Linked DNA regions of Homo sapiens: region 2 is linked to region 1. A link is a loop called in an ENCODE intact Hi-C map of the cell type or tissue named here. Cell type or tissue: ascending aorta. All regions are shown on one strand. Each heading gives the region's core, and the rest is flanking DNA. Links, peaks and the distances in the headings are about the cores only.

Region 1 (16,073 bases), core at 4,547-12,546:
AAATCATGTTGTGGAATGTGTTTTGGATCCATTGCTTAATGCAAAAAGTCACTTAAAAAACATTGTATCATGTGATCTCAATTTTACAAGAGAAGGATACACTGTGTATGCTTGGAGGAAAAGAATCACCAAAATATTTACAGTGACTATCTCTGCATGTTCAGAGAGGGCCTGATCTTTAATTTTTCTCCTCTGTGCTTTTCCTAATATTCTACCATAAACATACATTATGTTTGTTATCAGAGAGAAAGAAACAATGGGATTGTTGAAGAACCTCAGCCAGGGAAGTTAGCAGAATTCTTATAAAGACTAGAAGAATTTATACAGGATATTGGACTATTATATCATATTATATTATATTATATCATGCTGTAAGGTTCTGCAGTCACAAGGGGATGGGAGGGGAACTTCTTAGCAGTTCTATTTATGATCAGATGATCTTGGGGAAATACAGCGAAGGAAAACCAGGGTCAGCTGAGCCCAGGGAATTTTCTAAAGAGCATCATTTATGATGATCACATCTTGGAAAGAAGATGTAAGAAGTGTACTGGATATGTTTTGGTTTAGAGTTCATCATAAATTGGAGAGAAATAGTAGACTTGGATATCCCATAAAATAGCTCTGAATCCTGGTAGGATTAATTAAATCTCTATCCATGCAAGATAAAGTGGTGAAGCAAATCCTAACTGGGCCTCTGTTGCCTAGAATGGGTCTTGTGCTTAAAAACAACAACAACATACAAGAAGAAAGGAACCTGGCCTTGGAGCTGGAGTTGGTGATCTACATCCACCCTGGTTGGAGGCTCCATGAGACCCAGCCCTACACCCCCAGGTCTATCCGGAAAGAAGCCACGGCAAGGATGGTAGAGGTCGTCCTCATCAAGGAGGTTCCATTAACACCATCTCCTTTGTCAGCCACACCCATCCACCTGTGTGTGTGCCTGTATGCATGGGTGCCAGCCACAGGCATCACTTGTGTGTGTGTGCCAGCCATGCCCATCCAAGTGTGTGTGCACATGCCAACCACAGTCTATCTGTGTGCATGCATGTGTGCTGGCCATAGTCCAGACTGTGTGGGTTTTGCTTTGGCACCAGACTGGGAATCCCAGAATGGGGCAGCTGTGGGACCACTGCCTTGTTCCCTGTACCTTCATAAACAGCTGTTTCCTTATTTCATGCTGTAGCATGCTCAATACCTTAGAATCGTGAGTGTTGCTTAGGGGGACAAGTAATTGTGTTACTCCTTCCCCACCCAAACTCCTCTTGGTATTTCTCACCAAAGTGCAACTAGCATTAGAGCATGGGATTGTTGCATGGGATTGCCCCAACACTGAAGCCCTTTTAGGTTCCCTGGCCCTCCTAGTGAATACAGTAGGACCCTTTCTGATCCTATGACAGTAGGACGCTTTCTGATCCTGTGATAACCCCAAATGCCCCTACCACTCTTTCAAAGCCATGTGGGAGCCATGCTGAAATGACAGGTGTGATATCCAAATTGAATTGGATTAGCTCAAAAAGCCTTCAGGCCCGAATCCTCTCCCAATCTGTGACCTCTCCTCCAAGTGCCTGAGAATGACTGAGTGTCACACATTTGCGTGATGGCTTTCCTGTTGGTGACCTGTAGCTTTGAAATACTCCGTGCTTCCGACAACATATATCTGTGGATATTTGGAACGTGTGGCTTTGACCAATTTTGGGATCCCATAAATCTTAGAATATCAGAAGAGGAATCAAGGACCCAATATTTTAACTCACTCATTTATTCATTCATTCATCAGTCAGGATTTGTTAAGGACACACTGTGTTAGGCACTGGAGCTCAACAATGAGCACAGAAATGAGTCAAGCAATCACATTAATAATATGTCATTGCAAACAGGGATGCATGCTCTGAGGAAAGAAAAGAATAAGTTAGAGGGGAGTTTGTCTTAAAGGAACTGCCCAGACTGAGCAGTCAGAGATGGTTTTTCACTAAGTGATGTTTGAGTGAGATCTCAAGGCAAAGCAGGGGCTGGCTAGACGAAGGGGAGTTGTGGTGGCATTTGATCATTCTAGATGGAAGACAGAGCCTGTGCGATGGCCTGTGTGCAAGGGCTGCCAGGGCGTGGGAGGAACTGAAAGGAGCCAGTGTGGTTGAACACAGAGAACCAGGGGCATTTGAATAAGGGCCTTATGGGCTTCTTACGGAATTGGAGTTTTTAAAAGAGCAATGGGGAGCCCCTGGGGGCCTTTAAACAGAGGTGCTAGGACCAGATATGCATTTTGGAAAGATGATCATAGATGCAGTATGGGGATTAGATTAGAAGAGAATCTGACTAGATCCAAAGGGAAATCTTCCACCCTTTTCAGAGCAAGAGATGAACACAGCCTGGACTAAGGGGGTGGCAGTGGACCAGGCAGTGAACTATGGGTAGACTTATGAGATCTTGAGGAGGTAAAATGATTGGTGCTTGGAGATGCATTGGTTTGAGTGATGAGAATAAAGGAAATGATAAGGATGATTTTCAGTTTTCTTGTTGGGCAACTTCCAGAATGGAGGTTGATGCCATGCATGCCACTGGGACCTCAGAAGGGATCAATCACATGGAGCTGGCCGGGAGGGCTGGGAAGAAATCATAAGTCCACCATTGGACAAGTTGGGCTTCACTTGTCTTTGAGACCATTTAAGGAGAAGTCAAATAGGGAATTACCTTGGTGGAGGGAGGGGCAGGAACAGGGCGGAGACAAGAGAAGATATGGCCATGGTGGACTTGCAGGTCTCTGTGAACCTTGATTTTCTGTCCTGTTTTCCTTTTCTGGATGGTTCTGCTAGATGATGGGGTGGCTGTCCAGTGTGACAAGCAGCAAGGGAGGCTCAAGTATCACGGGCAGGAGGAGAACAAGAACTAAAACTCCTTAAAGATTGTGCGCAAAATAAGATTAAAAGTATAATTGTCCCTCCGTATCCATGGGGGCTGGTTCCAGGACCCCCGCAGGTACCAAATTCCTTAAATGCTCACGTCTCTGATAAAATGGTGTCCTATTTGCACACAACCTGTCCACATGCTCTGTATACTTTAAATCATCTCTAGATTACTTATGATACCTCATACAATGTAAGTGCTTTGTAGATAGTTGCTATACTATATGGTTTAGGGAATAATGACAAGAAAAAAGAAGCCTGTGCATGTTCAGTATGACACAAACATCCATTTTTTTCCCAGAATATTTTCAAACCATGGTTGATTGTAGCCACAGATGTGGAATCTGCAGATACTGAAGGCTGACTGTCATATGTCCTTTGGAAACCTGAAATAATAGCATCACCTGTTGACAGTCTAGGACCTTTCAAAGATCTAGCAATACTGATGAATTAGAGATTTAAATTTTTTTTTAATGTTTACAAGCATTCTGACTCATTAAGACCCTCTGACATGACCTCAATGGCTTGACTTGTTGGGAAAGATAGCCTGGCCTTTCCTAATACGAGGTGAAGACCTATATAGCTCCAAAGGAAGGTTCTCGGACATGTCCCTGATCACTTTTTGCCCCTGCCTGAGGCCATTCATTAATGAGATTGTGTTGAGGAAGGAAAAGAATAGATTAAAGGAAATATCACAGATGTTTCCCTCACTCCCTGGGAGTGACTTCCTGGTCACTTTGAAGTTTAGATGGTGGGGTATTTTCCAACACTAATAACCAATTATCTGATTCTCTAAACACCAACTGAGTGTTCAAAAATTTAACTCAGTTCCTGCGTTAGTTTGCTAAGGATGATGGCCTCCAGCTCCACACATGTCCCTGCAAAGTGCATGATCTCATTCTTTTTTATGGCTGCATAGTATTCCATGGTGTATATGTACCACATTTTCTTTATCCAGTCTACCATTGATGGGCATTTGGGTTGATTCCATGTCTTTGCTATTGTGAATAGCACTGCAATGAACATATTTGTGCATGTGGTAAACTAATACAGGAACAGAAAACCAAATACTGCATGTTCTCACTTATAATTGGGAGCTAATGATGAGAACACACGGACATATAAAAGGGAAGAGCATGCAGTGGGGCCTATTGGAGGGTGGAGGATGGGAGGAGGGAGAGAAACAGGAAAAATAACTAATGGATACTAGGCTTAATGCCTGGGTGATAAAATAATCTGTACAACCAATCCCCATAACACAAATTTACCCATGTAACAAACCTGCACATCCTGCACACGTACCCCTGAACTTAAAACTTCAAAAAAATTTAATCCAATCCTGACACTAACCATCTGGAGTGAGCACAGACCCCACAGGTTTTAGGGCTCAGTCCCACAAAACTGCACTTGCTCCTGATGGGGTTGCACGTCCTGGGCTTCTAGTACTTCTGAACGACTGGCTATAAATTGAGGGTTCCCATGATGGTGGATGGAGGGTACATAGGATGAGGTCCTTAAGGGTCCTGAGCAAAGCAGCTTCTGTTCCTGCGGAGTTGGGGTGCAAGAGCCTCCTGGCACAAGAATGTGTTCACCAACCCAGAGGCTCTCTGAACTCCATCATTTAGGAGTTTTTATGGGGGTTTTGTTACGTAGGCATGACTGATTTTTTTTTTTTTTTTTGAGACAGAGTCTCGCTCTATCGCCAGGCTGGAGTGCAGTGGCACGATCTTGGTTCACTGCAACCTCCGCCTCCCGGGTTCAAGCAATTCTTCTGCCTTAGCCTCCTGAGTAGCTGGGACTACAGGAACGTGCCACCATGCCCAGCTAATTTTTGTATTTTTAGTAGAGACGGAGTTTCACCATGTTGGCCAGGATAGTCTCCATCTCTTGACCTCGTGATCTGCCCACCTCAGCCTCCCAAAGTGCTGGGATTACAGGTGTGAACCACCAGCCTGGTCGCAAGATGGGTTATTAACTCAATCTCCAGCTCCTCACCTCTCCCCAGAGCTTGGAGGGCGGGGCTGAAAGTTCCAGGTTTCTAAGCAACATTTGGTCTTTCTGTGACTAGCCCCCATCCTGAAACAATCTAGGGGCCCAGCAAGAGTCGCATAATTAGAACAAAAGTCACCTCCTCTCACCCCCATCCCTCAGGAAATTCCAAGGCTTTTAAGAGTTCTGTGTCAGGAACTGAAAAAGACCATATATATATTATTATTTTTTTGAGACAGGGTCTTGCTCTGTTGCCCAGGCTGGAGTGCTGTGATGCAATCTCAGCTCACTTTAACCTCCGCCTCCCAGGCTCAAGTGATTCTGCCACCTCAGCCTCCCAAGTATCTGGGACCACAGGTGTGTGCCACCACACCCAGCTAATTTTGCAATTTTGCTTATTTTTCTTTTCTTTTTCTTTCTTTCTTTCTTTCTCTTTCTTTCTTTCTTTCTTTCTTTCTTTCTTTCTTTCTTTCTTTCTTTCTTTCTCTTTCTTTTTTTTTTTTTTTGACAGAGTTTCGCTCTTGTTGCCCAGGTTGGAGTGCAGTGGCACGATCTGGGCTCACTGCAACGTCTGCCTCCCAGGTTCCAACGATTCTCCTGCCTCAGCCTCCCACGAAGCTGGGATTACAAGCACGTGCCACCACACCTGGCTAATTTTGTGTTTTTAGTAGAGACAGGGTTTCTCCATGTTGGTCAGGCTGGTCTCGAACTCCCGACCTCAGGTGATCCACCCGCCTCAGCCTCCCAAAGTGCTGGGATTACAGGCGTGAGCCACCACGCCTGGCTAATTTAGCTTATTTTTCACAGAGACATGGTCTCACCATGTTGCGCAGGGTTGTCTTGAAATCCTGGGCTCAAGTGATTTGCCCACCTTGGCCTCCCAGAGTGCTGGGATTACAGGCCTGAGCCACTGTGCCTGGCCTATGCTTCTCATTATGGCACAGGTGGCTGGTCCACTCTGGAGGTGCTCCCTGGGTAGCAGGTGCACCCATGGGAATCCTAGCAGCGATTTGCAGCCAAATTCAGCAGTAGCTCTCTCGTCCCCTAGGAAGCAGCAGCTTCTGGCCAGCATGCTTGCCTGCAGCAGCTGATCCTGTCCCTGTAGAGGGTCTTACCTTCCACAGACTCTGTCCAAAGCCGTTGGCTGGTCAGAAAGTTCTGAATCTGGATGGCTCAGGACTTGCCTAGTGAGAGTGTGTGGAGTAGGCAGGGGCCACATGCATGCCACATGGTTATATCTGTGGCCAACGGCTGTCTAACAGAAGTAGGAATGCTTCCATTCCAAGAATAAGGGCGCTTCTCACCATTCATTGAGTGTCTGCTTGGAGCCAAACATTGGCACACTCACTTGCTAATCCTGAAGCCCTGTAGGAAGGCATGGGATCCCCCAGGTTGTAGGTGAGTTACTGGAGCCCCTAGAGGTTAGAAAACCTGCTCAAGGTCACAGAGACGTCAAGAGGCAGAGTCAGGATTCAAACCCATGTCTGTCTGTTGGGATCCAATGTCTGTGTCCTTTCTTGGTGCATCCATATTCATGTGATGGGGACAGAAACCAGACGCAAGACCTGATGATCGCTGGAGGCCGGCCAGACCCACACAGCAGTGGTTGACTTACCCCATAAACTAAACCAGGGAGACAATAGCCTAGAAATCCCCATGAGATTTCGTTCATGGTGTGGGCGATCTGAGGCACAGTCGGCAGCCTTCACCGGTCAGACAAGATGCAGGGGACTTCCTCTGATTCACTAGTTCACCTCCTGGTGTCTATGGGACCCTGTGTGGAGACTTACAGGTCTTCAAGGATGCAAAATTTCCAGCCGGGAGAGCACCACATGGGCCTCTGTTCTCCCAAAGACACGGCCAATCAGGATAGCTGGAAAGGCCTCCAGGTGAGAGCCTGGTAGGAAGTCCGCCAGCTGGTGTAGACAAGCCCGACTGTCCAACATACAAACACTTAACCTCAACTCCCTTCGGCCCTAAGGAGAAGGATGGGCTGCCCAGTTCTTTCCTGCATCTGCTTCTCATGCTGCCTTTAATAGCACCTAACTCATTTCTTCAGCAAAAAAGACTGGTGAAGGGGAGGAACACAAACTGTCCCACTGGGACAACTCTGTCCCTTTTATTCAAATCCACAAATGGGCCAGGCACAGTGGCTCGTGCCTGTAATCCCAGTACTTTGGGAGGTCAAGGCAGGTGGATCACTTGAGGTCAGGAGTTCAAGATCAGCCTGGCCAACCCCGTCTCTACTAAAAATACAAAAATTAGTTGGGTGTGGTGGCGCGTGCCTGTCCTCTTAGCTACTTGGGAAGCTGAGGCAGGAGAATTGCTTGAACCCGGGAGGCAGAGGTTGCAGTGAGCCCAGATTGCACCACTGCACTCCAGCCTGGGTGACAGAGCAAGATTCCCTCTCAAAAAAAAAAAAAAAAAATCCACAAGTGGTTCAATATTTGCTTAGACACCGGCACCTTTGCAAAGCCTTCTTCAGCACTCGGATACCCCATACCTCCCTCTCTTCTCTGAACCCTAACACTTTCTAGTTGCACCATTATCTTTTTAAAATACTAGGTGCTTAGGTAACCTTTCAGGGAGAAAAATAAATCAATCACCAGATGAGCATCCAACTTTAAAGTCCTTCCATCCCTCCAGGTTCTTTTTTGACCTCTCTGGGAGGCTTTACATGTATTTCCACATCTTGGGAAATCGTGTGCACGTGTTGTTATGTGATCTCCTTCTAGAAACCTTTATTTCTGAGGCACATTTCCATGTATGGACATCAGCTCCATGCCTGTTTTCAACTGGCTCTGCAGTGGTCTGCCGTGCAAACGTCTTGGGGTTTTCTTAGTCATTACAGGATTGCTGGGCACTGGGGTTGCTTCCAGCTCGTTGCTATTATAAATAGTTGTGCTGCCTCCGGTTGCTTTTGCATTGAATCACCCACTGCTTAACTGTTTAACTGTTTCCTGGGGATAGTCCTAGCTCACTGAAGGTAGGGATGTGGTTTAACCTTTTGTATCCCCCTCACTGCCCACAGGAGTGCAGGGCTCTAAGAAGAGCTTTATAACAAACACGGTTGCCAGGCGTGGTGGCTCATGCCTGTAATCCCAGCACTTTGGGAAGCCAAGGTGGGCGGATCACCTAAGGCCGGGAGTTTGAGACCAGCCTGACCAACATGGAGAAACCCCATCTCTACTAAAATTACAAAATTAGCCGGGCGTGGGGGCACATGCCTGTAATCCTAGCTACTTGGAAGGCTGAGGCAGGAGAATCACTTGAACCCGGGAGGCGGAGGTTGCGGTGAGCTGAGATTGTACCCTTGCGCTCCAGCCTGGGCAACAAGAGAGAGACTCCGTCTCAAAACAAAAACAAACAAAAACAAAAAGACAAGACAAAACAAATAAAAAAACATGGTTAGCAATGGACTGCACTCTTGCCATGTGCCAGACGCCGGGGTAAGTGCCCTCCACATATCATCTCATTTAATCCGCATAGCCGCCCCACACAGTAGGTGCCACGGTGATTCTCATTTTATCAAGGAGGAAACTAGCGCTTAAGATGATCAGATGCTTTCCCCAAAGCCGTATAGTCAGCAGACGGTGGCTGGTGGAGCTGGCTGAGGCCACTGACTCCACACACCCCTGCTCAGCCTGTCTCATGGAATGTCGCTGGGACGGGCAGATGGCTCCTATAGCCCTTCCAGTGCACTCCTGGCTGGTCCTAGGCTGAGGCTGGGCAGTCTTTTAAATTTATGTATATATTTTAAAATTTATTATTTATTTATTTATTTATTTGAGATGGAGTCTCACTCTGTTGCCTAGGCTAGAGGGCAGTGGCGTGATCTCAGCTCACTGCAACCTCCGCCTCCTGGGTTCAAGCAATTCTCCTGCCTCAGCCTCCCAAGTAGCTGAGACTACAAGCACGCACCACCATGCCTGGTTAATTTTTGTATTTTTAGTAGAGACAGGGTTTCACTATGTCGGCCAGGCTGGTCTCGAACTCCGGACCTCATGATCTGTTTGCCTTGGCCTCCAAAAGTGCTGGGATTACAGGGTGAGCCACCGCACCCGGCTTTATTTATTATTTATTTATATGCAGGATCTCACTCTGTCACTCAGGAAAGAGTACAGCGGTGCAATCTCAGCTCCCTGCAGCCTTGACCTCCTGGGCTCAAGCGATCCTCCCTCCCACCTCAGCCTCCTGAGTAGCTGGGACTACCGGTGTGCACCACTACACTTGGCTAATTTTTAAGTAATTTGTCATAGAGATGGATCTTGCTATGTCGCCCAGGCTGGTCTTGAACTCCTGGGTTCGAGCGATTCTCCCACCTCAGTCCTCCCAAAGTGTTGGGATTACAGACATGAGCCACCATGCCCAGCCTAGGCAGATTTCTTGGCTTGCAGCTTTCTAAGAATGTTCAAGATTTGCCCCATGCAGAATCACATGATTGAAAGTTACTCGTTTGCCTGTGCTGCTAATCCCATGTAGAAGACCACCTTCGAGTGCCTGCACCTGTTTGCTCCCAAGCTCCGTGTCTGCCATGTGAGACATCTGTCACTGTCACACCAGGCTCCAAGTGGACTCAGCATTTCCATTCCAGCTCCTGGGTCCCAGACAGCGTTTTCTAAACAGAAGAGCCCGTCTTCCTCTCATACCCACTGAAGGGAGAATGGAGAAGAGGGCGGGGTTCTGCTTGCAGGGCCCTTTGCACTTCAAATATTTTACAGGAAGGGGATTGCAGATGCACCCTCTGCCAAGGAAGCTTTGAGGGCCAGCATCACATAGCCCTGTGGTGAATGAGAGCTGGCAGGGTGACAGTCTGCGAGGAAGGAAGGATGGAGCTCCGACCCCTTTGCTTTCTGAAACTCCTGCTGAGAGAGTTGGCTCCACAGCCCTGGTAGGGCTCGGGTAGCTGCTGTGGCTGAATCAGTCCTCTGTTATCACCCGCTCGGTGCCATGAAGTGGAAAAGCAGTCTCTGCCCTCCTCGTTCCTCCAATAAGCCCATCCTAATCACCCTTATCATGCTCCTTCCACACCCTGAGAAAAAATGGCCTCGCAGCAGACGTTTGAAGGCACCGGGACTGGAAAAGTCTTTCAAATGGCACCTGATTTGGCTACATGCCTGCAGACAGGTGAAAGTTAGTGCCCCCATTTCACAGGTGAGGCCACTGAGGTTCAGAGAAGTCAATCAATGATGTGATCATGCTCACACATCCCAGCAGTGACCAAATATGTAACGTTCATACACTGTGGAATAGAAACCCACTGATTATCAAATGTCTTTTATTTTATTGTGATTCTTACTTTTTCTTTTTGAGACAGAGTCTCACTCTGTCACCCAGGCTGGAGTGCAGTGGTATGATTATAACTCACTGCTGCCCTGAACTCTGGGGCTCAAGCGATCCTCCCACCTTGGCCTCCTGAGTAGCTGGGACCACAGGTATGCAGCACTACTCCTGGCTAATTTTTGTAGAGATGGAGGGAAGTTCTCACTATGTTGCCAGGCTGGTCTTGAACTCCTGGCCTCAATGATTCTCCCACCTGGGCCTCTCAAACAGCTGAGATTACAGGCATGAGCCACCATGCCTTGCCCCAGATGTCTTTTCTTTCTTTCTTTTCTTTTCTTTTTTCTTTTTTTTTTTAAGGCAGAGTCTCCCTCTGTTGCCTAGGCTGGAGTACAGTGGCGCGATCTTGGCTCACTGCAACCTCCGCCTCCCAGGTCCAAGGAATTCTCATGCCTCAGCCTCCTGAGTAGCTGGGACTATAGGTGTGCACTAGGATGCCTGGCTAATTATTGTAGTTTTAGTAGAGACAGGGTTTCACCATGTTGGCTAGGCTGGTATCGAACTCCTGGCCTCAAGTGATCAGCCCCCCCTCAGCCTCCCAAAGTGTTGGGATTACAGGTGTCAGCTACTGTGCCCAGCCCCAAATGTCTTTTTAAAAATAGCATAATTTTTATAATTAGAAAAGTAGTACATTCCCATTTTAGAAACTGTAGAAAGAATACAAAGAAAGGAAAATAAAAACTGTGATAACTATATGTGTTTTGTGGTATATCATGCCAAACTTTTCATAAATATTTTCTTAGCTGGTTAGTTCCAATTTTCTGTTATTATAAACAATGCTGGGATTAACATTTTGGGAGTAGAGCTTTTTCTGTATTTTGTGAACTTCCATAATCTAGATTTTCCAGAAGTGGAATTACTGGGGCAAATGACATAAGCATTTCCAGTTCTCATGGCGGATGCTGTCTAATTGCTTTTCAGAGGAGTCAATGCCTTCGACACCCCCACTAACAGTGCCTGTTCACCCCACCTTCTACCATCTGAGTGCAAATTAGCTGAGTGTAGTGGTGCATACCTGTAGTCCCAGCTACTCAAGAGGCTGAGGTGAGAGGATTGCTGGAGCCCAGGAGTCGTCGAGGCTGCAGTGAACACTCTATCCTGGGTGACAGAGCAAGATCCTGTCTCAAACAACAACAACAACAAAAAAATAAATAATTTAAAAAGCCTGCCCAGGGTGGTGTTTGGCATAATAGACAAAAAACACATATAGTTATCAAAAGCGTGTTTACAAAGATCTCTTAATTACCAGAGAAAATGCTTATAATGTTAAGTGAGAAAAGTCAGCTACAGAAATTTTTATGCAAAGGAACAAAATTCTGTGAAAATATATGCATGAAGATTATATAATATACTCAAGTGTTGACATTAGGTTCTCTCCAGGTGATGAAATTAATAAACTTAATAAAATGATTGAAGTCCATCAACATCTTCCATTATGGTTTCCTCTATGATGTCTATCTTTGTTAGTCACTTAATTGTTAATAGCTAATTTATCGAGTGTTTCCTCCACACCAGACTCTGCTAAGCACTCCTGTCCCTGGGTTCCCCGCCACCAGTCCTGAATGCCAGGGGTAAGTTTGGGGGCAGGCCTGGGCCACTCTTCCTGAAGTGATCTTCATTCCTGGTTCTGGGCGAGGAACCCCTGAGGAACTTCCCACTTGGCTGCACGACAGTGAAGTCAAGGGGTAAACCTGCCAGGGCCAAACCAGCGAAACCAGCATGCAACCTTCTTTTCTGCCAAAAGCCTCCAACTCCACAAAGGGTTGAACTCTGTGGTGGGCCAAGCTCCCAGTGCGAGATTAAGAGAGAATAAAACATCATTCTTTCCCTCAAAACCTTACCAACTAGTTGAGGGATGGCAGTAAATAGATGACTGTTCTATAAAGTGGAATGCAGGAAGGGCCATAGCAGATGTGAGATTGGAGGACCTTGGGCACTCAGAGTGGGATGTGACAGCTGAAGGGCTCCATGGAGGAGGCACAACTTAACCTCCCCAAAGGGCGAGGAGATGGCAGGAGGGGACCCCAGGCAGAAGGCCTAGGGCAGCCCAAAGGATGGAAGGTGTTGGAGGAGCCATGAGACATTCCAGTGGGAATGAGGAAGGTGGGTCTGAAGGGCAGTGTTTGCCAAGCTCAGGGTCTGCCCTTGGTGTGGGCTGTGGAACCGGAGGTTGTGTCCACTGTTCAGAGGGGGATGATGACAAAAGCCCATGGGGTTAGAGAGGGATCTCAACTTCAGGTGAGCAGTGAAGAGGCTTGAACTAGGGAGATGGATGTGAGAATGGAAGCCAAATGACAGATTTGAGTTAACAGAGATGGAATTGACACTACTAGATGATGGAGTGATGGAATCGTTCCTGGTAGCTTGACTCCCCACCTCCTCTTTCCTTGGCCCCCAGGTCAGCCAGGCACAGTCCCACTGGTTCCACCTCTGTAACATGTCCTGAGGTCATCGGTTCCCTCCAGCTCCAAGGCCACCACCCCATCACGGCTTGTCCGCTTCACTACATTCACCTCCAACCGACCTCCCAGCTTCCCTCATGGCCACTCTAACATCTCCTCCTCACTGTGGCCAGGATCAGGGGGTCCTTGTGATTTGTCATCTGAATGAAGACACTTTTGTAAGTGGAAGGGGCATGGAAGATAATGACAGCAGGCAAAAGACATAAACCAGGACTGTCCTGAGCAAACATGGACACATGGACTCCCCAGCCAGAAGAATCATCCACAAACCTAAGTTACACCACATATCATTCCCCTGCTTAATGGCTTCCCTTTGCGGTTAGAACAAAGCCCTGCATGTGCTCACCCAAAGTCCCTTTCCCAATCTCACCTTCTTCTCCCTCTTGCATCCTTTCCCCTGTGCTCTGGCCCCACAGTCCTTCTTTCAGCTCCAAGAACTTCCACTTGCCAATCCTGCTGCCTCTATGCCCTCCCCCGATTCAGGTCTCCTCCACATGGTGTCTCCCCAGACAGGCTTCCATGACCTTGATGATGACTCCCTCCTCTCCCTAGTCCATTCTCTGACACTCATCACTGTCTGAAAGTAAGTTATTTATGGACCTCTGTTTGAAGCTCCAACATGCAAAGAGCTTGGGAGTCATCACTCTTGTCCTTACAAGAAAGAGCTGAACAAACAGAAAATCGATGACTTTTTGGAAGGACCCATTGGAGAACTGAGCTTGCAGGGCAAACTACCATCCTGAAATCTTGAAAGACAGATAAATCCAGAGTCAGAGCCAAGATCTACTGACCTAGAACAGAAACCACTGGACTCATAAACTGGTAGAAACACTTAAGTGATTATCTTAATGAATCTGGAGGCTGAGTGTGGAGTAGTGTGAGAATGACAAACTCCTAGGGAGTGCAGTCTTGATGGGGCCCCTCACACTTTTTTGGGCTTTACCTCCAGAAACCCTACCAAGTTCTCATGGTGAAGATCCAAGATGGCATCTTGGATGGAAGAGTAATTCTTGTGAAATATACCTAGAGCGTTCTCCAGAACAAAGGCCTACCCTTTGGGGAAAAGGCTTCACCCGAGCCTTGTTCCAAAGCCATGGGGGAAGGACAACCCTCTCACCCCACACCCCTCTGGCTTCCCTGCCTTACCTAAGGTGGGTGGAGGTATATGCAAGAAGAAACACTTGGGTGTCACAGGCTAGGGTCACAGGCCCACTAAAAGCCTGAGATTTAATTGGAAGATTATAGAACTCTTCCCACTCCCCTACATATTACCACCACACCAACAGGCCTGCATATAATTATAGTAAATTACAGCTGAAAGAGCTTTGAGACAGAGACTCTCTTTGAGGAGGAGTATGTAGGGAATCCTGAGGTTAAAAGGGGAGAGAAAAAACACAAACAAGGACATTGGTGGAATTAAAAGGCTCTGGCACCTTTAGTTTTTACAGAAAACACTAAACAAAAAGACCAACTTCTAGCCAGATTCTCATAAATCCTTACATAAGAGGTCTATTTACCTCAGTTCCCATTACCTAATACAACTTGTCCAGCTTTCAACAAAAACGTACAAGTTCCACCAAAATCAAGAAAGAAGTCATAAGAGAGAAAGCAATGATCTAAACCAGACTCAGCTATAACACAGATGTTAAAAATTATCAAGCAGGACACTTAAAGTAACTACGATTAATGTGTTAAGGTCTCTAATGGAAAAAGTAGACAACATGCAAGAATACATGGGTAATGTAAGCAGAGAGATGGAAAACAGAGAGATAAAACCAAAAAGGAAATGCTAGAAATTAAAAAAAAATAATAACAAATGAAGAATGCCTGTGATGGGTTCATCAGTGGAATCAACATGGCTGAGGAAAGAATCAGTGAGCTGAGAATGTTGAAAGAAAATTCACAAACAGAAATATTACAACAACAATAAAAAAAACAACAAAAAATACAATGTCCAAGAACTGTGGGGCAATTACAAAAGCTGTAACATGCACAGAGTCGGAATACAAGAAAGAGAAGAGAAAGAGAATGGAGCAGAACAAATATTTGAAGTAATAATGGCAGTGGGCCTTCTAATATTAATGACGTATACCAAACCACAGATCCAGAAAGTTCAGTGAAATTAAATTAGCTACCTTTGTGTTTGTTGCCTAATTTCAGTTTTAGTACCCTCCAATCCATTTTCCACCCTTCATGAGTGATCTTTATCAACACAAATATCGATTTTATTTCTAATTTCAGACACTTCAATGGCTCCTTATTGCCTTAAGGATAAAAATCCAAATTCCCCAGCATGGCAAAAGAGAAATAGTTCACTATGTAATCCACTGTCCTGGCCAGTCTCAATGCCTGCTTCAGTCTCAAGACTGGTTCGTCTCTGCCCTCAGCTGTTTGGAATTATTAGCAGTTCTATGGAGGGGCCATCAAAAGCCTTTGGGATCTGTGAGGCACAGTGGCTCAGGCCTGTAATCCCAGTGCTTTGAGAGGCTGAGGAGGGAGGATGGCTTGAGCTCAGGAGTTCAAGACCAACGTGGGCAGCATAGCAAGACTCTGTATCTACAATAAAAAAAAAAAAAAAAAGACTGGGCATGATGGCTCATACCTGTAATCCCAGCACTTTGGGAGGCTGAGGTGGAAGAATCACTTGAGTCCAGAAGTTTGAGACCAGCCTGGGCAACACAGCAAGATCCCATATCTAAAAACAAACAAACACACAAAAAAACTTAAAAAAAAATTTCGGGCATGGTGGTATGTGCATACCTGTGGTCCCAGAACTTGGGAGGTTGAAGTGGGAGAATAGTTTCAGCCTGGGAAGTTGAGACTGCAGTGAGCTGTGATTGCACCACTGCACTCCAGCCTGGGCAACAGAGTGAGACTGTCTTAAAAATAATAATAATAATAATAATAATAATAATAATTTTAAAATTAGCTTGGAATGGTGGTGCATGCCTGTAGTCCCAGCTACTCAGAAGGCTGAGGCAGGAAGATCACTTGAGCCTGGGAATTTGAGGCTGCAGTAAGCCATAATTTCGTCACACCTGGGTGACAGAGCAAGACCGTGTCTCAAAAAAGAAAAAAAAAAGCACCTTTGTGCTGTTTTCTCCTGCTTTCTTCTGCTCATTCCTCGCCTTTCCTTTGTCACACAATATTTTAACTGGCTATTTATTTATATCCCTCTCCTGACAGAATGTAACTACCCAAGAGAAGTGTTAATTATTTACAACTTGGAAGTGAGGCATAAAGATGATTACATGCCTATACTTGTGCATTATCCAACACGCCTGCCTACAGGTACCTGACTCTCTAGGGAATATTGTCTTTTCTGATTTACAGTTTACTATTGATCAGGCGTAGACTCTAAAGTTCCATGTTAACTTATAGA
Region 2 (16,073 bases), core at 5,086-13,085, 86 kb before region 1:
TGCCTATGGGCACAAGAATCTGAGGCTGATGGTCAGAAAGAGGTGGACAGCTAGGAAGTTGTGGAGCAGAAAAATGAAACCATTGTATTCCTAAACGTCAGAAGGGGAGAAATGCTTCCAAGAAAATTAGCCTTTGGGCTGATGAAAAGCAGGAGCATATCCTTAGGTATTTTTTCCTTAGGTATTATAATGGAATTTTTATCCCGAAGCACCAAGATGACTTACCTAAGGCCTGAGAGCAAGCACCAGGGAGAATTTCAGTGTCCAGAGCTCCACGGGCCAGCGGGAATGTGATGGGAGGCACCAGAGGCTGTGAAAGAGAAAGAAAACTGGGTAGAGAAGATGGGGGGGTCTCTGGCTGGAAGAGAGCTGGGATGGCTTGAAAGGAAAAGACCAGTTTGGAAGGAGGGACCCTTCCCAAGCCCTGCAACGGGCTCAGCCCTAGGCGGGTTCAGGCAGAAGCCCTGATGGCCACAGCCAGAGGCCGCTGGGCCTGCAAATGCCCCTCCAGCCTCCTCCACCCAGGGAAGTAACAAAGGCAAATGCTGCTACACTCAGCACTGTTCTTGAATGTAAGGGATGCTTGACCTAACCAGATTCTCCATCTTGGTGCTTCGGGTAAAAATTCCATTATAACTTCTGAAGTCCCGTCAGATTTATGACTGGAGAGGGCTGCATGCGTGGGAATTGAGCTGTTTGTTATGCCTGCCCTGCCTCCCTCCCCCAGCCATCGCCCAGTAACGACAGGTTTACTCTCAAAACCCCTGAACTGGTCTGAAATGCACCTTGCTGTGAGACTGTGGAGATAAAACAGGATTTAAAGGCAATGCATTTTCAACTGGGCAACCTTATCTGGATTGACTGCTCTGGGTTTTCAGCTAAGTGTGAATGTGAAGGATAATTACCGTCGTGTGTTACCTGAGATTACAGGGTTGTGTTCCAACTAATGACACCACGAGAACCAAGCAGTTGTTAATATTTAATCAGTCTCTTGGCCTAACAATTGGATAAATGAGATGTGTAATTACACAATTATAAAAGACATTTCAGATAGGATTGGTACTATTATTAATACTGAAGGTGAAAGATGGGAGAAATAGACCACTGGGTCATTTCAGAAATGCCACCAAAGAAGACCCTTCGAGGGGGGCCTCCCTTATGGAATTTTAAGGGCAGACCTCAAATGCTTTTCCAATATGTACTTGTTCTGTTCCTTCTGGGACTCTCAACATCGAACATCAGGCCAGATGTTTTGTTGATCTCACAGATAACTACCATCAGAGTCTTCAAATGGGACACATTCCAGAGTTGCATTCTAAAGGTGAGTCATGTTTAGTAGCTCTGTGTGCTGGTGGATTTCTGCTTGCTCTCTTGTTTTTTTATTTTGGTTGATGACACTGAGCCAAATCCCAGGACAGTGAACCCCAATGTCACCTTCTGGGAGCGTTTTTTTTTTTGTGGCTGTTTCTCCTCATTAGTCACTCAGTCTGTAGCACCACTCCCTACCCTGGGTGACACTTGCCCACCAAAGGGAGCAGCTTGCACCATCCTTGCTAGAGGATGCTATTGGCAGGCAGTCACCCTGTGACCCACCTGGGTGTTCCATCTTCTCTCAGGTGCTGACAGCTTCTCATGGAAAAATGCCATTTTCTCATTCAGGGGATCAGACAACCAATTAGTTGAGTACTCCTCCATGGTCAAGGCCTGGAAAACACAGTCAAGAGCCATGAAAAGCACCTGGCACATTTCAGCACCCACACAAGCGATGTTGTCCACCAGGATGATGGCAGTTGCCTTATATGGATCAGAGTGATATGTGTGGAATTTATTATGCTCTGATCCGTATCCCTCAAGGATCATTTGTCAGAGCTGCAAGAAAGCCCTTATCCCTTTGCACACATTGTTGATCATTTTCAGAATCACTGGATTGACACATCTGCTGTGCCCAGAAATGCAGTCATGGCAACGAGGGTCGCCCCTCCTCATCTCCCCTGCCTAGCAGCCCAGCTACCAGCCACCAACCTCCTCCTCCAGGGATTGGGCCCAGGTTTCATGGCCTTTCCTTTCTTTCTGGGCTGAAGGGATGGATCTTTCAAGGAGCATCTCTTGCACCTCACCTGTCTAGCAGCATCCCTCAGTATCCAAGGCCAGGCCATTGGCGTGTGCTCCAGTGCCTTCTCCAGGGGTGACCCCTATGACATCAGGAGATGGGAAATGAGTGGAAAGGAATCTGGAGACAGGGAGTCAGTTCATGTTGCAGTTCAACCATCACCCTCTCTTTGTGGCTTTCCCCAGCTTCCCTAGATAGGGAGTCCGTCTCCCCTTGCTCTGGGAACCCTGACTCCTGTGCAAGGCTGACTAGCCCAGGAGACAGACGGATCTGGATTTGCATTCTGGCTCTGCCACTTACTATCCGTGTGAACTGGGGGTGATTCTGCTTCACACACCTCCATTTTTTCACGTAGGCTGGGGTGAGGCTGCACTAGTCAGAGTTTGTTGTGGGGGGAGATAAGAGAAACAGCCCTTGGCAGGCACCCAGCACTTGTTATGCCTTTTTATCTCCTTCCAGCACTCCTCATTCTGGCTGAAATTATTAATGCCACAGACTACAAGTTCCTTGAAGGCAAGGAACGAAGGCTGTTTCAGCTTTGGATTTCCAGCTCTTAACACCATTCAAGGCCACAGTCAGTACTCAGTGAACCCTGGCAATAATCCTAGGGTATTTTGTGTTTTTATGGGGCTCCTCTATCTTTCCTAAAAATTAAAGCTTCACATTTTACTATCTCTTCTTAAGAGCTGAGAGGAAATGCCCAACGTGAGCTCCACTAACTAACAGTTTGATGAATAATGAACTGGACTGAATGCTTGATGCAACCACACCCCTGTCACTTTAGCACCATCGAGGTTGCACCGTGGAGGCTCCCTGCAGGCCATCACATCTGCAGGGTCACTGATGTATAGGTGGTAGAGCCTGTACCGTGACAACTGTCCTTGGACTAGGCTCACGGAGACACACCGTGGGCAAGTCCATCCACGGCAGGCACGTTATCAAGTTTGCAGAAAGAATCGTCCGGTTCTGTATGTTTTGGCTTCAAATATGAAAAGAAGCACATTCAGCCTCTGGAAACTCAGGGATCTGGCACCAGAACATTTCTTAACACATTTGCACTTCAGTTGTTGGGGATGCAAGAGAAGTATTTAAATCATAATAATCACTATTAACTATTTGGAAAAAGTAAGCAGGTGGAAGCCTCTGCTGCCCAAGGGCGACATCGGTTGCTGATTATGTGCCTGATGAGGTGGTTCTTTCTTACAGAACACAAGTGAAGCCCCCCATCTCTCATACCCCAGTTAGAGGGCTGGCCGAGTAAGAGACCCCTCCGAGAACCTCACTATGGCTGTGCATTGCATCCATGTCGGCCCCCTCTCCTCCCCTGGTGCCTCCCCAGCGCTCAGCCTGGCTTCCTCACTGGCTAGTGTTGAAAGGCAGTTCTCAGCTGAGTAAATAATGTTGGTATGAAGCCAAGGCTCTTGAAAGTGAGTTAATCCTTTCTCCGTCAAAATCCCCAACAACAATCTGGGTTTGTTTAACCATTTGGTGTTGGTATTTCAGTGCTTTTTTACAAACATGAAGGGAATCACCCACTTTGGCCAGTGTCCAGAGTGGCCATCACAAATGCACATGTAGTGACTACTCTTGCTCACAATGGATGGCCACATCGCACCCTTCATACTAGAGGAAGGTGGCTGGACATGGATCACACCTGTAATCTCAGCACTTTGGGAGGCTAAGGTGGGAGATCGCTTGAAGTCAGGAGTTTGAGACCAGCCTGAGTAACATAGCATGAGCCTATCTCTACAAAAAAATAAAAAACTAGCCGGGTGTGGTGCCATGCACCCATAGTTGCAGCTACTAGGGAGGCTGAGGTAGGAGGATCACTTGAGCCTAGGAGTTTCAGGCTGCAGTGAGCTATGATTGAGCCACTGCAGCATGGGTAACATAGCAAGGCTCTGTCTCAAAAACAAACAACAACAACAACAACAAAAATAGAAGAGGGTGGTCATTACTCTGCACGGTCCAAGAGCGCCCAGGAGGTCATTATAGAGAACTTGGTTAGCGCTTCACATGTGCTAAGCACGGGACTAAGCTTTTTGCATATGGCAACTCCTTTAATCTCATTATGTCTCTTGGAGTTATAAGGAGGTAGGTATTATTATTATGTTCACTTTACAGATGAGGAAACTGAGGCACTGAGAGGTTACATAGTTGTTACTAGAGTCAAACCCAAGAGCCCATCATACAGATATGCCCATTATTACACTGAAGCCTCCCCAACAAAAACGCCCTCTCTTGATGCCACATACTTGCGGTCTGCAGCTGTTTCCAAAGTCTAAGTCTCCAAGCAGGCGGGGGCCCAGGGAGGGGATCTTGGGATGGAAAGCCTGACCAGGGTTTGAGAGGCCTCTCCCACTGTGTTCTTGCCACCTGGGGACATGCCCTCCTTGCCTTCTCCCACTGCCACCTGACCTGAGGTTACTCAACATCACAGACACACAACTCTAGACTGGCCTGCATGTCTGTCCCAGGTCATCATCCGTTCATCCATCTCTCTGCAGGGGCTTGCACCCTGCCGTGACCTGGTGTGAGGAGTGAGAAGGGGAGGCAGGTGTTTGCAAAGTGACCTACCAGCTTCCAGTTGCAATCTCAATGAACCTATGCTGATGCACTACAGCATAGGAAAAGCTCCTTGTTTGCATCACGGAGCTGGGAAATGGCCTCTTCCTGCTGGTTCTGCACAATGCTGAGCTTTCCTGAGTAATTTTCTAGAGTAGTGCAATTTGCATTTTTGATGACTACACTTTGAAGTAAGTTTTCTGTGTGTCTCTGTGTATTTATTTATTTTTGAGACAGAGTTTTGCTCTTGTTGTCCGGGCTGGAGTGCAGTGGCGTGATCTTGGCTCACTGCAACCTCCGCCTCCTGGGTTCAAGTGATTCTCCTGCCTCAGCCTCCCGAGTTGCTGGGATTACAGGTGTGCACCACCATGCCAGGCTAATTTTTGTATTTTTAGTAGAGATGGGGTTTCACCATATTGGCCAGGCTGGTCTCAACCTCCTCACCTCAGGTGATCCACCTGCCTCGGCCTCCCAAAGTGCTGGGATTACAGACATGAGTCACCACACTGGCTTGTGTATTTATTTAAACATCGACTTGTGCTTAGTTAGGGTCCTTTGTCATGGTTGCCATTTGTGTATTGATCTCTTCTGCAAGACAATGAGCTCCTTGGGAAAATGCATCTTTTGCACTTTGATGGCCTGGTTTTGAGGTTGGTACAGAGGAGGTGCTCAGAAAGTGCTTGTTAACCAGAAGATAAGGCTTTATGTGATACCTGAGATTAAAGTGGCAGAACGGGAGAGGAGAGAAAAGGGGTCACCAGCAGATATTTAGAAAAGGAAAATTATCTCTTATAATCATCCCCAGACCTAAACCATCAACCCAGGAGCCACAAGTAATGCACGATTTAAAAAGTCAGAATAAAGTATCTCTTTGCTACCTCTTTCAATGCTGCCATATTGCCTCTTTCAATGCCACCATATTGCCTCTTTCAATGCTGCCATATTGTCTCCACTCCATCATTCCTCACTCCAGTTAGACACCATCCCTCCTTTCCAGCTTTTCCATCTGCTCACTGATCCTAACTCCAGATTCTGTCTCATCCTGCACTGGCTGATGTAATGTACAGTTGTTTATCTCAACTCTCCTTCCCAGTGGCCTGTTTTGGCATCTTTTAAGGGATTGTCATCATTTGCCCATGGCTAGAAATAAAGGGATCTCTTGCTATGAGCTTCTTAAGAAGTATCAGTGTATCAGTCCACACAGGTTGTCAGTGACAACAAACCAATTCAGCCCACCTCAAGCCAAAAATAATGTGGGGGTGGGCAAGAGGTTGGTCTACCCCACCCAAAATGTTCAGGCAACTGCCTCTAGAGACTCAAACGACGTTATCAAGGTCCCATCTCTTGTTCCAAATGTCTTTGGGACAAAGTTTGGGCTGTGTTGGGTCTATTCTCCAAGCAGACCCTGCATGCAGAGATGGGATGGATGCTGGTGGCCCCAAACATGTCCTATATCTCACAACTGCACAGAAGGGGAGATGGCATCCCCAGTGGCCAGCAAAGTCCTAGGGAGGACATGGGGGGTGGTGATCATGGGTTTAGGTGGTGTGCCCGTTCTTGTCCAAGTCTAGTTCACAGGCCCACCCTGGGTTCACTCGAACTTTGTTCACTAGAACAAAGAAAGCCCCACCCGAAGCCAATGGGAACATACACACTATGGAGAGTGGGCTCAGGCCCCCTCAAGGAAGACATGCCAAACAGACAAAATCAGAGCTCCTTTCCAATAGCACAGTCCCCTACGTGTCCTCCTGCCTTCTTGGATCTAACACAGATTTCCTGCAAGAGGAGTTCATCTTTCCTGCCCTTGTTCACACAGCCAGGTCTAGAATGCAGGTTTCCTAACTGCAGGTGCGGTCCCCATTCCTCGTCCCACACCACTCCTTCACACATAAAGACACAAATGCACACAAACGTGCAGTGCACGTTCACCATCGATCCCTGGTCAAAAGCACCCACAGCACAATTTACCATTGTAAAGTTATGGAACCCACCTAAGTGCTCAATGGCCAATGGTGGATAAGGAAAATGTGGTGTATATACACCATGGAATACTACTCAGCCATTAAAATGAATGAAGTAATGTCTTTTGCAGCAACTTAGATGGAGCTGGAGGCCATTATTCTAAGTGAAGTAACTCAGGAATGGAAAACCAAATGCCGCATATTCTCACTTGTAAGTGGGAACTAAGCGATGGGTACACAGGGGCATACAGTGACATAATGAACATTGGAGACTCAGAAGAAGGAGGAGATGGAGGGGAGGGATAAAAAACTACATACTGGGTATGATGTACACTATTCAGGTGATAGCTGCACTAAAATCTCAGACTTCACCACTGTACAATTCATCCATGTAACCAAAACCCACCTGTACCCCAAAAGCTATTGAAATAAATGTAAATCAATCAATGAAATTAAACGCCCATGTCAGCAGCAGCTACGTACATGAGGTCCTGGGGGCTGGGTTAGCAGGCAGGCTCTGCTGACAGCTCCAAGCACAGGCCCTCAGCCTTGCTGCACACGGGGAGCTCTGGGGGAGCTTTCAAAACCCTGAGCCTGGTCCCACCTCAGAGACTTGGATCTACTTGGCCTGTGCTGCTGTGATTTTTGAAGTTTTCCAGGTAGTTCTGGGGTGTGGCCAGAGTTCATTAGCACTGCCTTGGGCGGAGTTGACTGGTCTGTAGAAATGAGATCTCAAGTTCAAAGGGGGCTTGGCATTCTCCATCTGGTCCTCCAGTCCCTCACTCAAGCTCCGCCCTTCATCCTTTCCATGCACCAGGCAAGGACTTTGCAGCCAGAAAGGGAAAGGCCAGGGTGAAACAGGGCTCTCAGGCATTTGAATAAGGTGTGTGGGAGAACAGAGGAAAGATGGATTAACTCTGCCCTGGAGACTTGGGGAGGGACTCCCAGAGGAGGTGGCATTCAAGGGGGACCTGGAGGCCTGTGCACAGAGTCAGCAGCACAGGTGATGGCACAGAGGTGGACCATGCTGATGACACGAGCTGTGGGGGCTCTGGGTGTGTGTGCAGGGGAGACAGGCTGAGCTGGGTCCCACCTTATCCTTGGGGTCATGGAGAGCATGGGGGATTTTTTTTTTTAAGTAGAATGTCAGGATTTGTTTGGTGTTTTGTTAATTTGTTTTATTATTATTATTATTATTATTATTATTATTATTATTATTATTTTATTATTATTATCTTAGAGACAGGGTCTTGCTGTGTAGCCCAGGCTGAAGTGCAATTGCATGATCACAGCTCACTGAAGCCTCCAACTCTTGGGCTCAAACCATGCTCCTACCTCAGCCTCCTAAATAGTTGAGACAACGGGCATAAGCCTGGTTTGTTTGGTTGGGTTTTTTTGTTTAGTTTAGTTAGTTTTGTTTTGCTTTTTTGCTTTTTTTTGTCAGCAGCAGCTAAGTACGTGAGGTCCTGGGGGCTGGGACAGCAGGCAGGCTGTGCTGACAGCTCCAAGCACAGGTCCTCAGCCTTGCCGCACACAGGGATCTCTGAGGGAGCTTTCAAAACCCCGCGCCTGCTTCCACTTCAGAGACTTGGATCTACTTGGCCTGCGCTGCTGTGATTTCTAAAGTTTTCCAGGTCCAAAATATATTTTGACCTCAAAATGTATTAATTTGTTTGTTTGTTTGCCCTTGACAATGTTAAGGTTGGATCATCAAAGGCAAGGAAAGCTTTTAGGAGGCAGCTACTTTAGTCCAAGCCAGAAATGACAGAGGCCTAAACTGGGAGGTGAATTAGACACATTGTCGATTGACAATTCCTGGGTGTGGGCCATGCACACCAAGAAGGACACACAGGTGGGAAGGGTTGAAGGTGGATGCAGCAGGGCCTGGGGACAGCTGGATTTCAGGAATTAAGGAGAGGAAGGAAAGGGGGCCCACTTCCCCACGTCCAGCCATGCTGATAGTGACACCATTAACAAAGACCAGCAATCCTAGAGGCTACTGGGCGAAGAGAAGGCTGACGAGAGTGCCTGTGACATGATGAGGTTGAGGTGCCTGTGGTCATCTGGGTGGAGAGATCATCTTTTTCCTTTGTGTTCTCTTTCCTTCCAGTACCCATCTGTCACCCTGTTGTCAATGCCACCCTTGGAGGGATTCAGAAGGGGCGATGGGTGTTCAGAGTGAGGGGGACACCATTCTCTGGCTTGGTATGGATGCCGCGGGCTCATCCCAGGACCCTCCTAGTGTGATGAGCGCCGCGGCCCCTTCTGCCCCCACTGTTTGCTCCTCCTGCCCCTGAGAAGCCCTGCACCCACACTGGCCAGCCCTGAGAGGCCAGCAGGACCAGAGGGTGGCTAAGGAGTCCCGCAGAGCAGGGAGGATGGCACAGAGGCCGCAGCAGATGGCCACAGTGGCACCCAACATGGGTTTATTTAAAAACGTGAATTGTTCCAAGGATGGGGCTTTATACCTTCAGCAGGGAGGGCACTGGAGCAGTTTATGGGCTGTGTCATTGTGCATGCATGATCTCCATAGAGATTTGCTTTTGTGTTCTGTTGAAACACGCACCGCTCTAGCTTCTGCATTAGGCCTGCTCCTCTGGAGGGAGACAGAACTCCTCCTGAGGAAGCCTGTGCTGCCACTGGGCAGGGACAGGGGAAAGAGCTCAGGGGATAGAACTGAAATAACCCGCGCCACCTCGAAGCTCAGCCATGGATTGCAGAGGGCGGGAGTGGCTCCTTCCCTCCCAGCCGACGCCTCTGACTCCCTCCTCTCTCCTCACCTGCTCCCCTCTCTCCTGGCCCCCTCTCTGAATCCCTCTTCCTCCTTCCCCTGTGGCTACCCATCTCTTCTCTTCTCTCCCTCAATCTTCTTTAGAGAATTTCTGACACGGAAAGTTGCTGGGGGTGACACCTCTCATGCACACTCCATTTCCTCATCTCAAAAGAAAGCCCTTGGACTAGATGATTTCTAAATTCCTCCCCAATTCCATCACCCAGCCCCTGCTGGAGCCCCGCCCCATCACTGGCCCCTAGCTCGAAAATTATGTTTTACAAGTGCTGTCCCCCAATAATTCTAGATTCGCAGTAAATCCCTAGTCCCCCTAAAATATCTAGAAAAGTTTCTTCAGCTTTTTGTTAGGAAAACTTTACTGCCATAGGCACACAATTTACTTGCTTGTCATTTTTCTTTCCTGGCTAGGCAAGAGCCAAGGAGGTAGCACTTTTCTTCTGCTTCACTCCTAGGTACCCACGTCACTCGTAACACTCCCAGAAAGTACCCAAGTCACTGGTAGCACTGAACACAAAGCCACCAATGCACAGAGGAACCTTATCTTGACTGGGGTCGCCTTATCTCTGGCCACACACTAAATGCTGTGTTGTGATCTTGCTTCTGAACTTGCCTGAACTTGAGAGACTCAAAAGGAAGCTATTTCTTTAATCTGTCACAAGCAAAAGGCATTTCACTCCGGTCGTTCTTTAGTGACATTGCTGTCGAAGGTCTCTTAGGAGAGAGACTTCCAACAGGAGTTAAGAAGCCACACTAGCAAGGTTAGTTCCAGGCCTTTTGCTTTGAAAGTGTCATGGGCTGGGCATGGTGGCTCACATCTGTAAACCCAGTGCTTTAGGAGGCTGAGACATGGGAGGATCACTTGAGCCCAGGAGTTCGAGACCAGCCTGGGCAATATAATGAGACCCCCATCTCTACAAAAAATTTTAAAAACTAGCCAGATGTAGTGGTGCACACCCATAGTCTCTGCTACTCAGGAGGCTGAGGTGGGGAAATCACTTGAGACCAGGAGTTCGAGGCTGCAGTGAGCTGTGATCACGCCACGGCACTACAGCCTAGGCAACAGAGTGAAATGCTGTCTCTATAAAAATAAAAAATAGAAATAAAGAAGATTCCCCAGGAGGAAGCAGATGCTAACATGGGATTCCTTCTGAAATTCTCCAGGAGCTAGTGAATGATAAACACAGCTATAGCAAGGAGTTGTTAGAGGGAGGGCTTTATCAGTCACACACGTTATCGGATTGAACATTTCTACTCTGGCCTGTTAGAGTCTGTTCCTAAAAAATACCTCAAAATATATTAAGAGAGGAATGTCTCTGAATAAAAAGTTCAATCCAAAATTGCATTTAATCAAACGCAGTCACTTTCGAGGCTGGAGGTTGAAGGCATACCCAGAGAAGGGGGAAATGGGAAAAGTGAACTCAGTTGGCAGGAACAAACCATGACTAAATCCATCTCATTTCAGTAAAAACAGGCATGAGAGCGAAAGCAAGTTTTAAAACCGAATTTTCCCAGCATGACTCAGGGATTGTCTTTCTTATGCCAGTTTTCAATTTGTTTTTACAGATGGAGGAATGGGGGCTCACAGCCTTATCTAATCTCCAAATGAAGAATGGGCCCATCTGACATATCCTATGAGCACAAAGCTTAGGGGACTCTTCACCGAAACCTAGACAAATATTTGAATGCATTTTTTTTTTTTTTTTTTGGAAAGGGAGATAACGTCCAATGGGTCTGTTTTATAATGCATTTGTGTAAGGGGAACGGGAGGAAATGAGATTTAAAAATAAAACTGTTTACTTCAGAGGCTTGGGTTATAAAAGCATAGGTTTCTCTTTCAGGACTCTCTGAAGTTGGAAAGTATGAATTACATATACTCATTAAAATGTTTTATGTTAAATTCAAAGAGTAAAATTAGAAGCCATGTTAATGATTCAACCATGCAACAACTGGTCAACAGATGTTGGAACCTTATGGTTAAAAGATTACATGGTTTGAGCTGACAATTTACTGTATGTGTCCCTGGCAGAGACGAGGTATAACAAACATATTATCAGACACAGAAAGTATGCAGCCCCAGAAAGAGGGGACGTGCAAATCGGACTGCCTTCGATGCTTTCAAAGCAGCACATTTTCCCCCTAAACTGATATTGCAGAGAGCTGGGGTTTTTTTTCTTTCCTTAAGAATGAAGAGTTAATCTTATCTAAATTCACAGAGCCAGAAACCTGTCATATTAAATCCCAGGGAAGCCCAACATTCTTTCCAACTTGCTTGCTTGAAATGTAGTTGAGTTTTCCAGTGATCTGCTGGCTAACTAGCGTCATGCAAAATGGAGCCGTTCCTTACGGCTTTGCAGGTCTCTGGGATTCCAAGCTGGGGACTTCTCTCATTTTGGGGAAAAAGCCTGGGACCATGAAGGGAGGAAACTGGAGAGAAAGGCCAGGATGGACTCTGGGCGGCTGGGCAGAGACTGTGTGCAGGTTCGTACAGCTCCGGGCGGTTACAGTTCTGGTCCCCGGCAATGCCAAGCACCCTGTGGAAAAGTGGCCCAGGCTTCAAGCTTCAGAATCGGACTCCTACCCCTTAAAGCTGCAAGCTAGCAGAAAAAAAGAGAGCTGCAAGGGAGCTGTGAAGGGGAAGGGGTCTCCTCCGGAGGGAGAGACGACTGGGATAGCCTGTTTGGGACTGAGTGTGGGGAAATGTGACAAATTCAGCCTTTTCATCGTGCGCCCTGAGCCGAGCAGAAGCGGGGCGGTAGGAGATGATTCCGCTTGCTCCGAGTTTCCAAGCTCCTTGCTCCTTTCCAAATTGCTTGCGGCAATGTAATTCTTTCCTTCGGGGACAGGCAGAGCTCCACTGTTTTTCTGGTTTCCAGGGTGTGCCCATGAGTTACCCAGAGTGGGTGGAGCGGTGGGGCCACTCTGGAATAGCCTTGCGGCAGACGCGGCTGACTGCCCTCGAACAGAACTGGCGGATCCCAAGAAACCAACCACGCGGCAAGATTTGGGGAGCCCACAGCTTCTACTCAGACACCCCTGCAGAGTGTTTGCTCATTGCTAAAAACGTGCAGGCGTCGTAGGGAGTGTCCCCAGAGGCCATTGCCTAGCTTGCCTGCAAGCCCTTAGTGAGCACCTGCCCTGTGCGAGGTTCCGAGCTCCACTCACGCAGGTCCTGCCCTCAGGAGCTCACTGTATTGCAGAGACACAAGAGGACACCAGGGTGGCTGTCTGTTCTGTGCTGGGGGAGGCCAAGGGACTCCTCACCTGCCCATCTCTCAGGAGTTTCCAACCTTTCCCCGCCAGTCCAGTCTGTGACTGGCAAGTTACCAACTGCCCCTCTTCCTTGAAAACAGCCACCTTCCTAGGTGGGTCCTGGGTCTCTGAGCTTTCCTGAGATCTAGAGAGAGGAGGAAAAAGTGTCTCTGTCACAGCTGGGGCTTCCCTAGCTGACCCTCCTCCCCCGCCACCTCTGGAGCTGAGGTTAGCAAAGCCGTGCCTACATCAGCTGAGCTGGGGAGTTTGCCGGATGAGCAGGCCTGGTGGGGCAGTGACGTTTGAACATGTCAGGTGGACAGTTGTATGTCAGGAGGTGAGAGGAGAGGGGTTGGCTGGAGAGAGCAGGTTGGATTCACCAGCACTTGGAGCACCCAGAGGGAAGGGGACCCGCCAGAGAGGGCGAGGCCAGAGGAGGCCAGACGAGCCCGAGGGCAGTGAGGTCAGCCCCTCCACCCGCCAGCCTGCAGGGATGCCTCTGGGTCAAGGCTGCATGAGCAGGGTCCTGCTTGGCCACTTATCAGCCCCTACAGCCTTAGAAGCCAAGCCCCAGCCCACTTCCTCCTGTCGACAGCACTGGCTCCAGGCCAGTAGCTGTAGTCATGGCCTGTTGACCAAGGGCTACACGGGCCAGTGGCAGGAAGCTGCTGGTAACTCAATGAACAGACACGAGAGCTTGCAGAGTGGACTCCACAGCCTGCCTTGATTTCAGGTCCAAAGGACAGGTCCAAAACTGCACAGTACTGCAGTTCTGCACAAAATGGGTCCCTCTGCACCGTGGTTGGGTTGACTTTGAGGAGTGAGTTGAACCAGCTTCCCTCCAATACCCCAGTACCATGCATGGGGTTCCCTGGCAGCTCACGGGACAGAGCTTTGGACTGGTTCTCTCTCCAGCATCTAACCCTAGGATGAAGGTTGAAGAAGGGATTTCTCAACTCCTGAGCTCCCTTCTCCCTCTCTCCTGGCCCTCTCCCCAGTGGGGGGGCTCGGGGATCACAGACACATGCCTCAGTCTCGTTTTTTGAGGGCCATGGTCACATACCTAAAACCCAGCCACCTGGAGAGTCCTCTAGATGTTTAGATTCCCATGTTATTCTAGAGGAAACTTTGTTTGTTTGTTTGATTTTTGAGACAGAGTCTTGCTCTGTTGCCCAGGCTAGAGTGTAATGGCGCAATCTTGGCTCACTGCAACCTCCGCCTCCCGGGTTCAAGCAATTCTCTGCCTCAGTTTTCCAAGTAGCAGGGATTACAGGCACCCGCCACCATGTCCAGCTAATATTTTTGTATTTTTTAGTAGAGACGGGGTTTCACCATCTGGGCCAGGCTGGTCTTAAACTCCTGAACTCGTGATCCACCCACCTTGGCCTCCCAAAGTGCTGGGATTATAGGCATGAGCCACCGTGCCCGGCCTCTAGAGGAGACTTTTTGGTAACCTCAATCCATAAATCCATACTGAAAAATATTTGGCTGAAAATCCACACGTCTGGTGTTTTTTTTGTTTTTGTTTTGTTTTGTTTTGTTTTGTTTTCTGAGCATATGACCAGAAAGGATACAGGTCTTAAACCTTCTCCCCAAGGAGGCAGTGTAGTGAGTTAAAGACTTGAAACCCCAGCTCTACACCTTGCTGGCTGTGTGACCTTGGGTATGATTTAGCCTCTCTGTAAAATGGGAGTAGTAACAGTCCCTGGCTCACAGGGTGAAAGGAGTTAATACGTCAAGTTCTTAGAATAGTGCCTGACACATAATGAGCCCTCACCAAGTCCCAGGGACTATTATTACTCTCTGCAGGAGAGTGATAAATGTACACAGCCCTCTCGCCTAAACCAGATTGGAGCCATAGTCAGAAAATAGAACGTTTTACATTATTTAAGCCTGACCACTTGTGTATGCAGAGTCTTGTGTCAAACTGCAGCATTAAGGGGTCAAAGGGAGACCTATTTTGAGTTAACTGAAGGAGTTCTCTCTTACATTTTAGTTTAAATACAGCTTCTGCCAAAGGTGTACTTGGGAACAGGACGTATTAACATAATCTCATCCAGTGAATTAAATCCAGGCCTTGGAATGCAAAGAGAAAGAAGCCAGATGGGAAGGCTGGGTAGGGAGCTACGCACAGCCTATTTGCTCTTCATCCTTAGACTTTCTTACACGTCCGCAGGCCTGTCACTTCGGGGGACCATCAGCTCTGTCTCCCAGCCCCAGTGACCTGCTGTCTGGCAATTAGGAGGTGTACTTTCCAAGAATTCTGGATTTCCCTGAGTCTATAGCTTCAGTCCTCCTTTACCTGCTGATACAGTTTATATGTTTGTCCCCTCCAAATCTCATGTTGAAATGTGATCCCTGATGTTGGAGGCGGGGCCTGATGGGAGGTGTTTGGGTCACGGGGGCAGATGCCTCCCTCCCACGGTAATGAGTGAGTTCTCGCTCTATTAGTTCACATAAGAGCTGGTTGTTTAAGGGAAACTGACACCTCCTCTTTTATCTCTCTTGCTCCCTCTCCTGTCATGTGACATGCCTGTTCCCCCCCTTCCCCTTCTGCCATGAGTGGTAGAAGGTTCCTGAGGCCTCACCAGAAGCAAGTGCTGGTGCCATGCTTTTTTTTTTGAGGTAGGGTCTCACTCACTCTATCACCCAGGCTGGAGTGCAATGGCACCATCTCAGCCTCCTGGGTTCAAGTAATTCTCCTGCCTAAGCCTCCTGAGTAGCTGGGATTACAAGTGCCTGCCACCACGCCAGGCTAATTTTTGTATTTTGAGTAGTGATAGGGCTTCACCATGTTGGCCAGGCTGGTCTTGAGCTCCTGACCTCAAGTGATCCACTTGCCTCAGCCTCTCAAAGTGCTGGGATTACAGGCGTGAGCCAGTGCACCCAGCCCTGGCACCATGCTTCTTATACTCTTTGCTGAACCATGAGCTAAATAAACCTTTTTTCTGCCTAAATTACCCAGCCTCAGGTATGACTTGACAGCCACGCCAAGCAGACTAACACACCTGCTCACAGTTTTTGCCAGCTCTGCTCCTATCTGGGCATGATTCTGGAGCTGAACACAGCCAGGAGCTCCAGGTCCACCTGCATTAGCCTCCCTCAAAGCACAAACATCTGTGAAAGCAGAGGCTCGAGGGACCATTCACTTTTGTTTTCTTATAAATGGTAAAACAAGTACATAACCACTAAAATTAAAAAAAAGTGTGTGCACCTAGACTTCTAATGTGATGGCATCACACTTAGGACATGCTGTTCTAGCAGCTTTGACTGTCAGACCTGGAGTGTCCTTACAGCCACCTCACTACCTTGTTTGGGAAGTGGTAGACTGAGGCAGGAGAGAAGCTAAAGGGGACTAGATGCACGTCTAGGTCTTGCCTAGTCTGGGCCTGCATGG

Evidence for each region. Peaks named below come from ENCODE experiments on the same cell type or tissue, not always from the same donor. Only the 100,000 strongest peaks of a DNase experiment are listed, where the experiment ranks them.
Region 2: a loop joins it to region 1, with 4 times the contacts of the local background. A loop is called at or near these places in 3 of 110 quality-filtered maps.

The regions. Positions count from the first base shown.
Region 1 is chr10:30,728,699-30,744,771 of GRCh38, reverse strand. No RefSeq gene overlaps it. Among named protein-coding and RNA genes, the nearest start is that of LINC02644, 14 kb to the right of the region's middle. RefSeq lists enhancers at 6,224-6,293, 6,354-6,443, 7,598-7,647. In ascending aorta, for the core only: no CTCF peak of the experiment used is centred there; a DNase peak (open chromatin) is centred at 7,731; H3K27ac peaks cover 2,628 bases.
Region 2 is chr10:30,815,362-30,831,434 of GRCh38, reverse strand. LOC124902405 (a long non-coding RNA gene) reads left to right here and starts at 10,122. Exons shown (of 2, transcript XR_007062104.1): 1 at 10,122-10,185; 2 at 10,991-11,230. RefSeq lists enhancers at 13,333-13,382, 12,778-13,699. In ascending aorta, for the core only: a CTCF peak has its summit at 9,260; DNase peaks (open chromatin) are centred at 11,891 and 12,324; H3K4me3 peaks cover 2,617 bases; H3K27ac peaks cover 4,057 bases.